2 separate regions of the Homo sapiens genome follow, and region 2 is linked to region 1. Evidence: chromatin contacts called from ENCODE Hi-C or POLR2A ChIA-PET data. All regions are on one chromosome and are shown on one strand. Each heading gives the region's core, a stretch centred on a gene start or an enhancer-like site at or near the end of the contact. The rest is flanking DNA. Distances are from core to core; before and after follow the strand shown. Region 1 overlaps PLXNA1 (plexin A1). Region 2 has its middle 66 kb from the start of LINC02016.

Region 1 (6,389 bases), core at 2,503-5,002:
GTTCCCCAGGCAGCTGTGCACATCTGCCCCACAGCAGGGCCAAGCACTTCCCCTTTGGAACCATGAACTCCTGAATTCTCACACAGCTCTGTGAGGTGGATGTTGGCAGATGAGACCAGGGGTTGGGGAGGTCCACTCCTTGCTGAGGGGTTGCTGCTGGGGCAGGCTGGAGCCTGTCTAAGGCAGCCCTGGCTGTCCTTCACCTGCCAGGACCCTGACCTCAGTCTCTGCTCTCCCTGTGTGCTGGGGGTTGGGGGTGGAAGAGATGGGATTCCTAGGACACTCTCTCCCCCGACAGGTGTGTCTGGCCTGATTCCAGCCCTCGGGCTTCCTGCAAATCCTGTTTTAATTACCCAATTACTGCCAAGAGGAAATTGCTAATTGCTTTTCCAGTATCAAGTTCCTCCTGGCCTTTCTGAGAGTGGTGGGGACCCAGGAAGGAGGCCTAGAACCTGTCCACAGCTGGAGGAGGGGGCAGTCCTGTGAGGGGTGAGGAGGGTCTGGGAGTGGGTCCGCTGGGGCCTACCTCAGCTGTGCAGTTCTGGCTGGGAAGGGGAGGGGCAGGTGGGCTCTGCACCCTGTGGGGGTCCTGAGAAGAGAGGGCAGCAGAGGCTCCTGCCCCTCGGGCAGCCCTTCCTGGGGCCACCTCAGGCTGGGGACGGGTTTGGCAGCTGCCTCTGCAGAAAGGCTGAGAAGTGTGTGAGGCCTCCACGTGTGGGCACCTCCTTAGCTGCTGCCCCGGTCTTTGCCTGTCCCCACCTTGTCCTGTCCTTCTCCCAGCCCTGGGGCCCGGAGGCAGCTCCACAGGTGCATCCCCGCCTCACAGAAAGAGGGAGGGCCAGGCCCCTGGCTGCCATCATGGGGCAGGCAGAGTTGGGCAACTCCCCTTGCCAGGTCAGGGCCAAGCCGGGCAGCCCCCTGCCTCCCGGCGGCTGGGGCGCGTGCCGGTCCTGGCACATAGCCTGGGTGGCCCAGACATCCTCCCGGCACCCCCGCCTGCCCTCAGCCCGGAGAATGGGCCCTTTGTTGGCTCTGGGCGGGATGGACAGCTGACCTGGCCGGGCCCTCAGCTGCCCGCCGGCAGCAGTTGGCCAGGGCTGTGGCGGTGATGGGAGTGGGTACAGCCAGCAGGGCCAGCCTGGGGCCTGCATTGAGCCCTGCCTGCTGTGTCCTGGGGGCAAAGGGGTGAACCTGCTCCCTGGCCTATCTGTGGGGAGGGTCAGATGAGCCCTGTGGTGGTGGGAGGTGCTCAGTCCAGGAGTGAGGGCCATGCCTGGCGTGGCCTGGGCACTGAGAGGCCTCGGGACTGCACTTCGGTCTCGGCTCCGAGCCCAGGGTCGACTCGCCCGTGTGCATGTAGGACAGGTACCCCAGGGTTAGATGGTCCAGGCAGAAGCAGGTGGGGGCATCCCGTGTTCCGCCAGCCAGGGGTGGGTGGGGGCCTGGTGCAGCCAAGGGGCATATCCAGGGAGGCTGCTGGCTCTGCTGAAGCCCCTTGGGTCAAGGGGAGGGTCCTCTCAAGCAGGGGGCGGCATGCATGGGCAGCGCCAGCTCCTGGTTTGTGCTGGGAGGTGGGAGGGTGGGCTGTTGGGGCCAGTTGTGGAAGGTTCTGGTGGTCTTTGGGGAAAGATTTGCAGAGCAAGGAGGTGACAGCTGGGGGAAGATTCCAGGGCATGCCTGTGGCCCGTTCCCATGCCCGGGACACGTCAAGCCTCTCATTTGCTCTGCCAGCTGCCCAGCTGCTGTGGGAGGGGCTTCTGGGCCCAGCCACCTCGAGGGTGGGCTGCCTCCAGGCGGGTGGCCCGAAAGTGGACAGCTGTGGCCAGGGTGTGGGCGTCGGCACGTGGGCTCCCGGCCGGCGTGTGCCCTTCTGTCCTGCCACCCGCTCTGGCCCCAGGTTCACCTGCCGTCTGTGCCCCTGTGCTCTGGTTCTCCTGGAATACCCTCCTGCTGGGTACTGGCTCCCCCTTCCCACTTTACGAGCAGCCTCTGTACTCCTCCCAGGTGCAGTTGCGGGTCCAGGGCCCAAGGTTCCTCTGGCAGGTGCTGTGTGAGTCTCAGCTTACCTCCTGTCTGTGTGGTTTGATAAAGCTGGCTTGGCTGCACAGGCCCTTCACCCTGAACTCTGGCTAGGACACAGACACATGTCCTGGGGACCATTGTCCTAGCTGGATGCCCTGTAGAACATGTGTGGGTGCACAGGGGCCCTGCTGAGTCTGGACCGTGGCGCCTCAGTGAACAGTGTGGGGCCTGCACCTGCGTCACATCCATCCTCTGGTCTGGTGTGCTGTGCCGTAGTGGCCTCCCCAGTGCCCCGCTCACACTGGCCATGCCATGGCCTCTCCTGGGGCTCTGTCTCCCTGGGCCCAGCCTGTGTGTGTGAAGGGGTGGAGGTGGCAGGTGGGTGGACAGATGGGTACATGGCGGATGGACAGCTGGACGCGTGTGCTCCCGGCTGCAGCTGTCAGAGCCAACTGTCCAGTCGGCATGCTGCTGGGTGGAGCGGGGCGTTCTGGAGCCTGGGGCCCAGCTCCAGAAGAAGCTCCTATGGCTTCTTCCCTTCCTGGGACCCCTCCTTGCACCCCTCACCCACCGTTCCTTTCCTTGGAGCTGGTGTGCCCCCTGGACCTGCCCTTCTGTGACCCGTTTCTTCACCCCTTGGTGTGACATTTGTGCCCCCAACCCTGAGTGGGTGGATGCCTTGCAGGCCGGGCCAGGGTCAGGCTCCGGCATCATGTGGCCCTGGCTGTTGGGGAGGTGGGTCATGTCCTTGTTGAGACACCTCTCAAGTGCTCCCTGCATGCCGGGCCAGGGTCCATCAGCTCAGGCTGAAGGGGCTCTGCTACCAGGGGCAAGAGGGGCCAGGGGCCATATCCCCTGGTGCTGGTAGGGGAGGGGGAGCTGGGGCTGGGCTTCACAGCGGGAAGCCGCTGGGGATATCCACAGGACTGTGAGGATGGAGGAGATGAGAGGAATCGTGGTCCCTAACCGGGGTCTTCCAGGTTGGAGCCGCAGGTCTGCGCACTGGGCATACCTGCCCCAGCCTCCACCCAGTCTGTGTCCTGCCCTCCTCGCCTTCCTTCCCCCACTCCCTGGTGGCTGTCTTAAGCCGCTGGCTTGGATGTGTGGTTGGCTGCGCAGGTGCGGTGATTGCTGTGGGCCTGGCCACCCTGGGTCCCCCTGCTCCCGCCTGGCACACCTGGCCTGGTTCTCATATAATCCTCAGAACAACTCTGTCTGAGGGAGGCAGAGAGAGGTTTGGACCCAGGCACTGTGGCCCAGAGGCTGGTCCTGGCTGGCATCCGCCTGGGTCTGAGTACCTGCCTCTGGCCACTGACCCAGAGCAAAGCAGGGGGTTTGTGGTGCTGGCATCCTAAGCGTCCGTCGGGCAGGCCTTGGGCCAGTGGTCATCTTAAACAAGGACTCCTACTCCTGCTGTGGCTGCAGGGCAGGCAGGCACGGGTGCACTTGGTGCGGGTGTGGGTGCAGTCCAGGCCCCACCGGCAGGGGTGCTGGGCGGCCGTGGCCTGGTTGCTCCTGGGCCGCCCGCTGTCCCTGCATCTCTCCTCCCAGAGGCCGTGGGCCATGGCCCTGCAGCCAGTGCAGCTGGGCCCATCCTGGCCGCCTCTTCCCCTGCCCAGCTTTGGGCTCCACTCTTCCGGGTCTGGTTTGACTTAAGCCTGCTTGGTGGCGAGGCAGCTGAGCGGATGTGGGGGGTGGCCGGCGGCGCTCAGGAATGCGGCCCTCCCCCTCTCCCAGCCGACAGCCTCTTTGGCTCAGAAACACAGCGCCCCACCCTGGCTGGCCGCCCTCAGCCCAGGCCTGATGGATCGGACTCCAACCAGGGCTTTCGCTGGGCCCTGCTGCCCTGGACCTGCCCTGCTCTGTAACCGTGAGGAGTGAGGACACAGAGGAGGGGTACTGAGTCTGGGCCTAGGCCCCTGCCCTGAGGTGGAAGTGGAGAGGTAGAGCGGGAGCAGGAGTGGGTCAGGCTGGGGGAAGCAGGCCACAGCCCGCAGCCTGAGAGCCTACCCTGGACTCAGAGCTGGGCAGACACGCCCCAAGAGTCCCATCTCTGGAAAGCCCCGTGGGTCTCTCTGTTAATTAAATACATTTGTTTGGTAAAAGCAACTAAAAATACTTGCAGCATCGTGAGCTGCGGAGAAGAGCTGGCTAATTAACGCCTGGTTTGTTTGGGATCTGGAATACATTTCCATGCCGATGAGACGCCCACCCTCCTCCACTGCCTTGCCAGGATGCCCCCACCCCTAGGACACCCCATTCTGGAGTCTCCTGGTCCACTGCCCTAGACTTCCTGTGAGCCCTGGCCTCTGCCCCCGACAACCAACATCCCTCCTTCAAAAGCCCAGCCTGGCCCCAGGGATGGCTAGGCACCCGTGGGACTCCTGTAGCCTTCACCCTGGGTGTGGCCATGCTGCTCCGTGGTGGGTGCTGGGCTGTGGTTGTCTCCAGGCCCCAATACCTTCTGGCCTCTGCTGACTGTTAAAGGGGCTGAATCACAGACTGGCCTGTTGGGGTCTGAGTTTGCCCTGCACTGGGGCTGGGGCTGGGGCTGGGGCTGGGGCTGGGGATGTGGAGAGTGAGTATGGCTGGCGCTGGTCCTCTCTGCTCATGCATGTCTGGGCAGCTCAGGGAGGGGCTTTAGACCCCTGACCTTCTGTGGGGGGTGGGGCTGGGTCAGGGAGGTATCAGCACAGCTCCAGTTAGGGCCCCTTGCTGCCGCAGATCCTGGTGGACCTCTCAAACCCCGGTGGCCGGCCTGCCCTGGCCTACGAGAGCGTCGTGGCCCAGGAGGGCAGCCCCATCCTGCGAGACCTCGTCCTCAGCCCCAACCACCAGTACCTCTACGCCATGACCGAGAAGCAGGTGGGTGCTGCACCAGTCAGACGGTGTGGCTGAAGGTGGGGGCCCTCCTACCAGGAACCCCAGTCACAGAGCAGTAGGGGTGGGGCCACATCACAAGTTGGGCGTCCATGGCTCCTGGTAAAAGTAGTTTCAAGCTGGTCTGTGCTCTGCCTCCCTGCAGACTTGTGGGCTCGGCTGGGTCTGCAGGGGAACCGGTCTGGTCACCAGGGGCCCCACAGCCTCATTGCTGCCTCCATGTTCTCCTGGGCTGGGTTTGGCATTCCCACCCCTCCCCTGTTGACTTCCTGACCACAGAAACAGATGTATGAAGGAGAGCAATTTCAGAGGCAGGTGTCACTGGAGGGTTTGGGGTGTGTACTGGGCCACTGAGTCCTCAGGCCTAGGGCTGGGTCTCTGTCCAGTGGGTCTGCCCACAGGGCCTGTGGCTGGCCTGGTCTACCCAACCTGGTGCCTGGCCCAGCTCTGTAAGGCCATGGAGTTGAGTCCCTGGCCTGGCTTGCCTGGAGTCCACCCCTGCCCTATGGCCCAACCTGGTAACCTCGTGGCAGCTGGAGGGTGGGCAGATGGGGCAGGTGGGGCCAGGTTGGGCACACCAGCTGAGGCCAAGCCTCCCTCCCCTTCTGGCTGGCTCGTTTTTCCTCTGCCCCTCCTGGGCGCAGTGGGGTTCTGCCTTCCTGGGGACCTCAGGGACGTGCCTCCGTGGGCACTGGGATGCTGGGCTGAGCCAAGGAGCCAGAGTGAGCTGGGGCCCAGCCTGCCCCTCTGAGCATTGTCTGGGCCTGCATTGGAGCTTAGGATTGGGACCTGCCAAGCCCATTGATCGCTGGGGAAGCTCAGAGCTGGGAGGGAGTCCAGACAGATGGAGAGGAACTCTGGTTGAAGCTGCAGGTGCTTCTTTGATTGTCTCACCCCATATGGACTGTTCTCTCTGGCTGCTGCCCCCTGGGTTTCCAGGGCAGAGGCCTGACCTGTGCGACCTGGCTTGGCCAGGGCAGGGTCACCAGATCTGCCTTTGAATAGACTGAGAACAAGTGCAGGGCCTCCCCGGGCCTAAGGAGAGCAGAGTAGGGAGTCAGAGGTGAGGATGGTCAAGGACCCCTGGGGTGGTACTGGAGGGGCCTGACACCTCCCCCACACCAGGTGACGCGGGTGCCTGTGGAGAGCTGTGTGCAGTACACGTCCTGTGAGCTGTGTCTGGGGTCACGGGACCCCCACTGTGGCTGGTGTGTCCTGCACAGCATGTGAGTCTGGGCAGGTGGGCAGGGGCAGGCGGGGAGGGCCATGGTGGTCTCACAGTGGGGGAGGGGGAGCCTGGTGCAGGGCAAGCCACCCCGAGTTCTCTGCCCAGGTCCCGCCTGGCAGGCGGGCCCCGTAGGTCTCCCCATCCGCCCAGCCTCAACCCCTCTGCCTGCAGCTGCTCGCGGCGGGACGCCTGTGAGCGAGCAGACGAGCCCCAGCGCTTTGCTGCGGACCTGCTGCAGTGTGTGCAGCTGACTGTGCAG
Region 2 (6,528 bases), core at 2,182-4,681, 450 kb after region 1:
TCTGTGCTCACCCCTAGCCCTCTCCAAACCCAGCCAAAACCCCACGTGCCTTCTTTGCCCCAGCTCTGATAATATAGTGTTTAAAATCCAGTCCATGTCCAGCTTTCCACTGAACTAGGAGCACCTAGACGTGAGGCGCCACATGCTACCCCTACATGAGAAGAGGTAGGCTCTTGGTAAATATATTTACTCATTCGACAAAGAGGTGTTGCAGCTAGGCTCTGAAGACACAGCTGTGAACAGTTTTGACAAGAGCCAAGTCTTCCCAGAGCTTAAGGACAATTAACACTTCAATAAACAAGATGGCTTAAGATGGAGAAGATAAAACAGGGTGATGTGCTGGGCCAGAGTCGGTGAATGAATGAATGGGCAAATAGCAAGAATGCAATTTTCAGTCCAACAACACAATAGGAAAATGTTATTGCCTCTAACAGGTAGGAAGATGAACCAGTGAAGAAGATACTAGTATTAGTCCCATGGTCCCAGTGAGGAATCAAAAGTATGGGGTCATACCTAGGGTCTAATCAGCCCTCTGAGTAGAAGGGCAGGGGATATACCAACTCCTCAGATAAAGAAAAATTATCTCAAAGCAGCCACCTTTTAAAAGTGTCTACTGCCAAGCTTCTGCCAGACACTTTACCCACAGGATCCTCTAGACAACTGTCTGATCATCTTTATAGGTAAGGCCATCAAGGCTCAGAGACTTGCTCAAGATCACCCAGCTGGAAAGTGGCAAGTCTGGCTGGCTCCAAGCACTGTGTGCTTTCTGGAATAGTGGGTGCCCCCAGCCACAGAGCCATACCACCCAACTTCTCAGCCTTCCAAAGAGAGCTGCCCTGAGGACCCAATCAGCCCACAGCCTGCAGCTGCTGTGCCTGCAAAACCTGCCAAGTAGCCAGGCTGAGGCCACACTCTGCTAGCCAAAAGCCCAGTGTGGCAGCAGTACCAGGGCCTGGGCATTCCTGCTCAGCTTGGGGCTCCTCTGTGGACAGTCTATCAGGGAGTCCCACTGGGCCGGAGAGATTTTCTCAGAGCTGTGCTGCAGGCTAACACTCTTCTTACCCAATCTGCCTGCCTTATTCTCTCTTCTTAGAAGGCTCAAACCCACAGTATGGTCTCAGGCAATCCCCACCCACTCCTGCTCCTTCTCCTCTGGATTTCTTGCAGGTGATTCCTGCCATAAATCCCTTGCACTTCTTGCTCCGTCATCTTGGCATCTGCTTTTCAGTGTTCCTAACTGGCACGACACATCATCCAAACCACAAGGAAGACTTCTCAGTTATGGAATCATGCAGTACATGGCATATGAGGGTGGCTCCTCTGTGCTTCTAAGGTTCCAGTGGTGGAGAAACCTCTGACAGCTAAAGCCTGGAGCCCTCTGACCATTTGCACAGCAGCCTGGCTCAGGGGAGCAGGTCCAGGCTGAGAGTCAGACAGGGCTTGGTGTCCCTGCAGCAGCTCCTTCGGCTCTCTGGGCCTCAGTCTTCCTCATCTATAAAATAGGCGTGCTGACACTTTCCCCGTAGTACTGTCTTAAGAACTGGATAAAGCACCTGCTTTGAAGGTCAGATAACCAGGAGTGTGGGATTTTAGATCCATGTCACTAGAGTCTAGATGATCAGAGTTGGAAAATGTCATAGAGCCCTACATTTTCATTATTTGTGTAGGGAACTGGGAACATGGAAGGGAAGATCTTAGGCAAGCAGGGACGGCAGGCCACAGCAGAGGCAGGCCAGGTCCCGTGGCCCAGCCCGGAGCCTCAGAATGCCTTCCATTCCCATTCAGCACCAGCTTTGCCCGCAACCACAGGGAGCCCAGGCCAGGATCCCAACCTCCCCCCTTTCCCCAGGCAACCCAGGGGGCATGGTGGGACCAGAGGGAGAACCCAGTAAGACCTGGCATTAACATGAAGACTATCTGTGGGCAGTCAGAGGCGCCCAGCCTGCAACAGAGGCCAAAGGGCAGGCGAAGGTGGAGGAGGCGGGGTGCTTTTTCTCCGCTGGTCCCATCACTGCTAATGTGGTCTCAGGGCCTCCTCTCTGGAAGAGCAAACTGACCTCCGGAGAAAACAGTTGGAACAGGAAAAACAGAGAGATGCCAGGGACCCAAGGGGCACTCAGAGACAGGGTCAGCCCTTATTGGAGTTAGAGAGGCAGACAGAAGACAGAGAGGCCCAGGGATGGAGAGGGGAAGTGCAAAACAGATGGCCGGGGAGGGATGCGGAGGAGAGGCGGAGGTGTGCGCTGGGGGAGAGGACTACCGACGGCGCTGGCGGTCGGGATGGGCTGGAGCGGGCTGCAGTCGGGGCTGCATCGCCGGGTCCCAGCATAGCGCAGGCTCGGCGCCGCACCCGCAGCCTTTGTCCTGAGCTGCAGAGGGTTCCCGCGGGCCGCCAGCGCCCCCTGCCGCCCCCAGAGCGCCGCGCCGCAGCCGAGCGGCCCCTAGCTGTGCAGAGGGGACCGAGCCCGAGAAGGGACCGAGCCCGAGAGGGGACCGCGAGGGCGGGAGGGAAGCTCCGCGAGCCGGCGCCAGCGCCACGGCCCAAACCCCAGCCTCTACAGGTGCTCACTGCGCGACTGCCTGTCCCAGGCGCTCGGGCTGGGCGCCCTCTCTAGGGCCTGGGAGCAGCGTGAGTCCCGGGGGCGGCCCGGCATGGGCCTCCCACCCCAGGAGACGCCCTTCTGGCCTGGCCCTCCCAGTCGCCTGGGCAGGACTCGGATGCCCGCGGGCTGCAAACCTCTCCCCCGTGAACCCAGCAGGGAGGCCGGGGAGGCACGCTGCTCCCCCTCTCAGCCTTGCCCAGTGTCCAGACCTTTCAAAAGAAGCCAGAAAATTCACGTTTGCTTGGGAATCCCACAATTCAATAGCTTTTCAAAACAGTGCGGGAAGAAAAGTGGGTTTGGCCCACCAGCAGCCGGCGGGCACCCTCCCAGCCTCTTCACGGACTCTCCTTCAGGTTTTGGGCGCCCGGCCCCACTAGAGTCATGTGGGCATTTCCTTCAGATCTTCCTCCACTTAAATACACTTATTGAAAAAGAAAACTCCTTTTCTCTTTCCCTATAGTAATTAGAAACTCAGCGTCCTGTGGTGTAAAAGCCAGGTAGCCTCGGAAGTGAAACAGGGCAATTAGAACAGACACAGGGCCTGTTCCGCCCCACCCTGCTGCATCTGGTGGACAAGCCCCCGGGGCTGCTGATGACCCATGCCCTCTGACCTCAGGGGAGGGGCGGGCCGACGACAGGCCTTTCTAGAAGGGCCCTACAAGCGGCTTCAGGGAGTCTGGGAACCAAAGCAGCCACCCTGTCCATGGCACTGTCCGCCCCTGGCACCACGGCCCCACCGGGAGTGGAAGCCGCCAGGTGAGGCAGGGGTGGTTCCCTTCCCCGGGGAACAATGTGCAGAAGGCATCGGTGCCTGCCAGAGAGGAAGTGGGGAGGTGGGGAGACAGAGCACAGAGAGTGACTCAGACCCGAGGGCGAACCAGAAGCTGCCCGGAGATTCCCACTGTATGGCTTCCTGCAGGATTCAGCTGTGGAGACTGAAGCCGGAGGGCCTGGGGGGAGCCGCAGGAAGCGGGTGGGCGGGGGCCGTCTGCCCCTGGACACTCAGGACAGCCTGGCTCACCACGGGGGAGGAGAAGCCAATGGAGACAGCGGGGACCAAGAGGGAGGGGGTGGATGGGGAGCCTGGGGAGGAGCGGAGGGACCCAGGTCCCCTGCCTTACAGGACGACCAGCACAGGTTCCAGGTCTCCAGCCAGCTACAGGGCTTCTTAACACACAGCACTCCCTGCTTCGAGCCTTCCGGGAGGCCCCCAATCCAGGATCAAGACCCAGCCCCGTCACGGCCTGGCTCACGAGGCCCCACTTCAACTGCCCCTGACCTCTCTGCGCCCCCTGCTCCCGCCAGCCCTGCCGGCCGCTGCCCTGGAGAAGGAGCTGCAGATGGATCCCCAGTGAGTAGGAGGCAGCCGTGTGAGTCAGGCAGCGGAGGGAACGGGCTGCATCGCGGAGAGGAGGTGCGAAGCAGCGCGCCGTTTCCGGGCTCTGGAAGCCGAGCTGCCGAGGCGTAAGCTGGGAGGTGGACATGACGGGGGAGTGGGGAAGGGCAGGCGGCGGGACGGCCACACAGCGGAATATTATGCAACTTATAAAAAATTTAATTACCTGCCTACCAATAGACTTAAAGGGATTTCTATAAGGTATTATTGGGTGAGAAAAGCAATTTGGAGATAAGAATGTAACATACGATCCCATTTTTATAAAACAATGGGCAAAAAAATCTGTGAGTTTGTGTGTATATATGTATATGTATATAGGCCTCTATAGGATTTTATTAACACAAAAGAAAATACAGGATACATGCTAGGTTGTTAACAGGGGTTTTCTTCACGGAAACCTATTGTGGGGGAAGGGGAACCAATAAAAAAAGGATCTGAGAAATAAAGACCGCCCTTAAAAGATGGATGACTGCAGCTAACCGTGTCCCCAACACCCACCCCTACCAAAGCTAGACATGGGGGAGTGGTCTCGACTATCCCCTTCTCCCCATCCCAGCATCTGCTCCTCTCAGGTGGCAGCCAGCCACTAGACACCCCCCAACACACACATGCACGTGCACACACACACACACACACAGACCCAGCCCAGTCTCCACATAGCCAACCATCTGAGGGTTCCAGTTGCCCTGAGAGTGAGATCCACTTCAACACAGACTCCAAGTTCCTTCCCCCAGCCCCACTCACCTCTGCAGGCTCAGTCCTCACTGCTCCCCCAAACCCCACCCTGCCAACTCCCTGCACTGCCAAATAGCCCAGGGTCCAGCCACTGTGCTCTGAACTCTGAGCCTCTGCACCTGTCAGAACAAGCTTGCATTGATATTGGCTATATTCCAGTCTCTGTTCTGAGCACTTGACATTTATTGAAAGCATTTAATCCTCACAACAACCCTATAAACGTGTATAATATTCTGCATTGTATAGTATTTTTGTAGATGGGAAAACGAAAACACAGAAAGGTAAGTCATTTGCCTAAGGTTGCACAGCTGGTTAGTTAATAGGGAAAATGGCCCCAGAGCCTGCACTCTTGACCACTGTGCTAAACCCTCACTTGTGCCTTTAGACATACTGTTCCCTCTGTCTGGAACTCTTTAGTTTCTCTCTTCACTTGGCTAAATCCTAATCCCCACTAGATATCAATTGAGATATCACCTCCTCCGGGAAGCCTTCTCTGACCCCCCGTATCTGGGCTGGATGTTCTGATGTTGCCTCCACAGTGCAGTCATTCCTTGATCACAAAGTTTCTGCCATACTGTGGTGGTTGGACGTCCACACTAGGCTGTGCTCCTTGAAGGCACAGGCTTTATTTCACTCTTTGGAAGAAGGGTCCCAAGTCCCTGGGACAATGACGCCCTGTGTTAGGAGCTCAACCTACATCTACTGAATAAAAGGTGGATATCAGTACATCAGATAGGCTAGGAACCATCTCTCCGAGTACAGAGGATGGGCGAGGAGAGGGAAGTCGGTCGGGCCTCTTTCAGGACCACGGAGAGCTCCTTGGCTGCCAGCCACCGCTAGAGCAGGGGTCTCCAGGTTTGTTTCTTTGTTCTCTGAGACTCTGATTCTGGCCTGGACAAGACTCCCCAGACTTTGAATGTTAGCCGGCTTGACTGAGCGGCAACAGGGCAGGGGGGAGCAGGAGCCTCAGGACTGGCTAATCCGCTGCCTGGGCGGAGCAGCACCCCCAGGGCCCCACAGTCAGTCACACCCCATCTCCTATATACTTTTTAACCAACATAAAGTTTTAAAAAGTAGTAGAGAGCCTGTTGGAACCAGCACCAAATCTATGTGTTTTCTCGAATTATTGAACTAGAAAGAAATGAAAACATCAAAATACTCTCTTTGTACCAGGCTCGAATTGAGCGGCTGCCTCATTCAGTCCATGTCTCGGCCTGACTACAATGATGAAGCGATGGAAGGCAGAGTGGATTGAAAGGGAGCGAGGCTCAGCGGGGAACCTCAGATTGCCATTCGCAGACCACAGGGAGCCCAGAATGGGTCCCTGCTCGGGAGGAGAGAAGGGAAACAAGATTGACAGGTGAAGAGATGGGGGAGGGCAAGAGGGGGCCAGGGCTGGAGCAGGCAGGGACACAAAGAGGTACTCTCCTCCTCCATTCAGTTCTGCCCAGAACACAGGCAGGACCCTGCCTGGTGCCAGACTGGACCCCCAGAGATGGGTCCCTACCCACTGCATCTGGCCAAATGGGGAGAGCCTGCAGAGGGGCAGAGAAGTCAGAGCCATCAGCGCCCCCACAGAAAAAGGTGCAGGCCTCTGAGGAAGCACAGGAGTGCAGCAGGCAGAAAGAACAACGTATGCAGGCAGGAGGTGTGTGCATGATGGCAGGGTTTCGAGGACAGCCCAGTAAGAAACAAAGCCAGAAAAAATGCTGAGGTCCCTGAATGTCACCGACAGCAGTGTGGGAAGACCTTGCCTTGGGGGAGAACCTGATCTTAGATGGACTAAAAGGCCTT

The links. Hi-C counts contacts between places; a loop is a spot of excess contacts on that map. ChIA-PET counts read pairs that join two places held with the same protein, here RNA polymerase II (POLR2A). Pooled maps may share reads with other maps.
Region 2: a loop to region 1 is called in a map of MCF 10A, with 9 times the contacts of the local background. The contact joins two enhancer-like sites. A Hi-C loop is called at or near these places in 14 of 168 maps with a recorded cell type or tissue (MCF 10A, adrenal gland, chondrocyte and 7 more), 2 of 37 single-sample maps with no recorded cell type and 8 of 50 pooled maps. POLR2A ChIA-PET finds 5 or more read pairs at or near these places in 1 of 52 experiments (SK-N-SH).

The regions. Positions count from the first base shown.
Region 1 is chr3:126,998,584-127,004,972 of GRCh38, forward strand. PLXNA1 (plexin A1) reads left to right here. Exons shown (of 32, transcript NM_032242.4): 4 at 4,747-4,887; 5 at 6,028-6,128; 6 at 6,302-6,389. Among named protein-coding and RNA genes, the nearest start is that of PLXNA1, 19 kb to the left of the region's middle. RefSeq lists a silencer at 823-1,117 and enhancers at 2,069-2,702, 3,441-3,580, 3,603-3,897. Within about 2 kb of position 3,753, at least 22 of the 41 ENCODE cell types and tissues checked have a DNase peak (open chromatin) inside an H3K27ac peak, as active enhancers do.
Region 2 is chr3:127,453,325-127,459,852 of GRCh38, forward strand. No RefSeq gene overlaps it. Among named protein-coding and RNA genes, the nearest start is that of LINC02016, 66 kb to the left of the region's middle. RefSeq lists a silencer at 2,271-2,700. Within about 2 kb of position 3,432, at least 5 of the 41 ENCODE cell types and tissues checked have a DNase peak (open chromatin) inside an H3K27ac peak, as active enhancers do.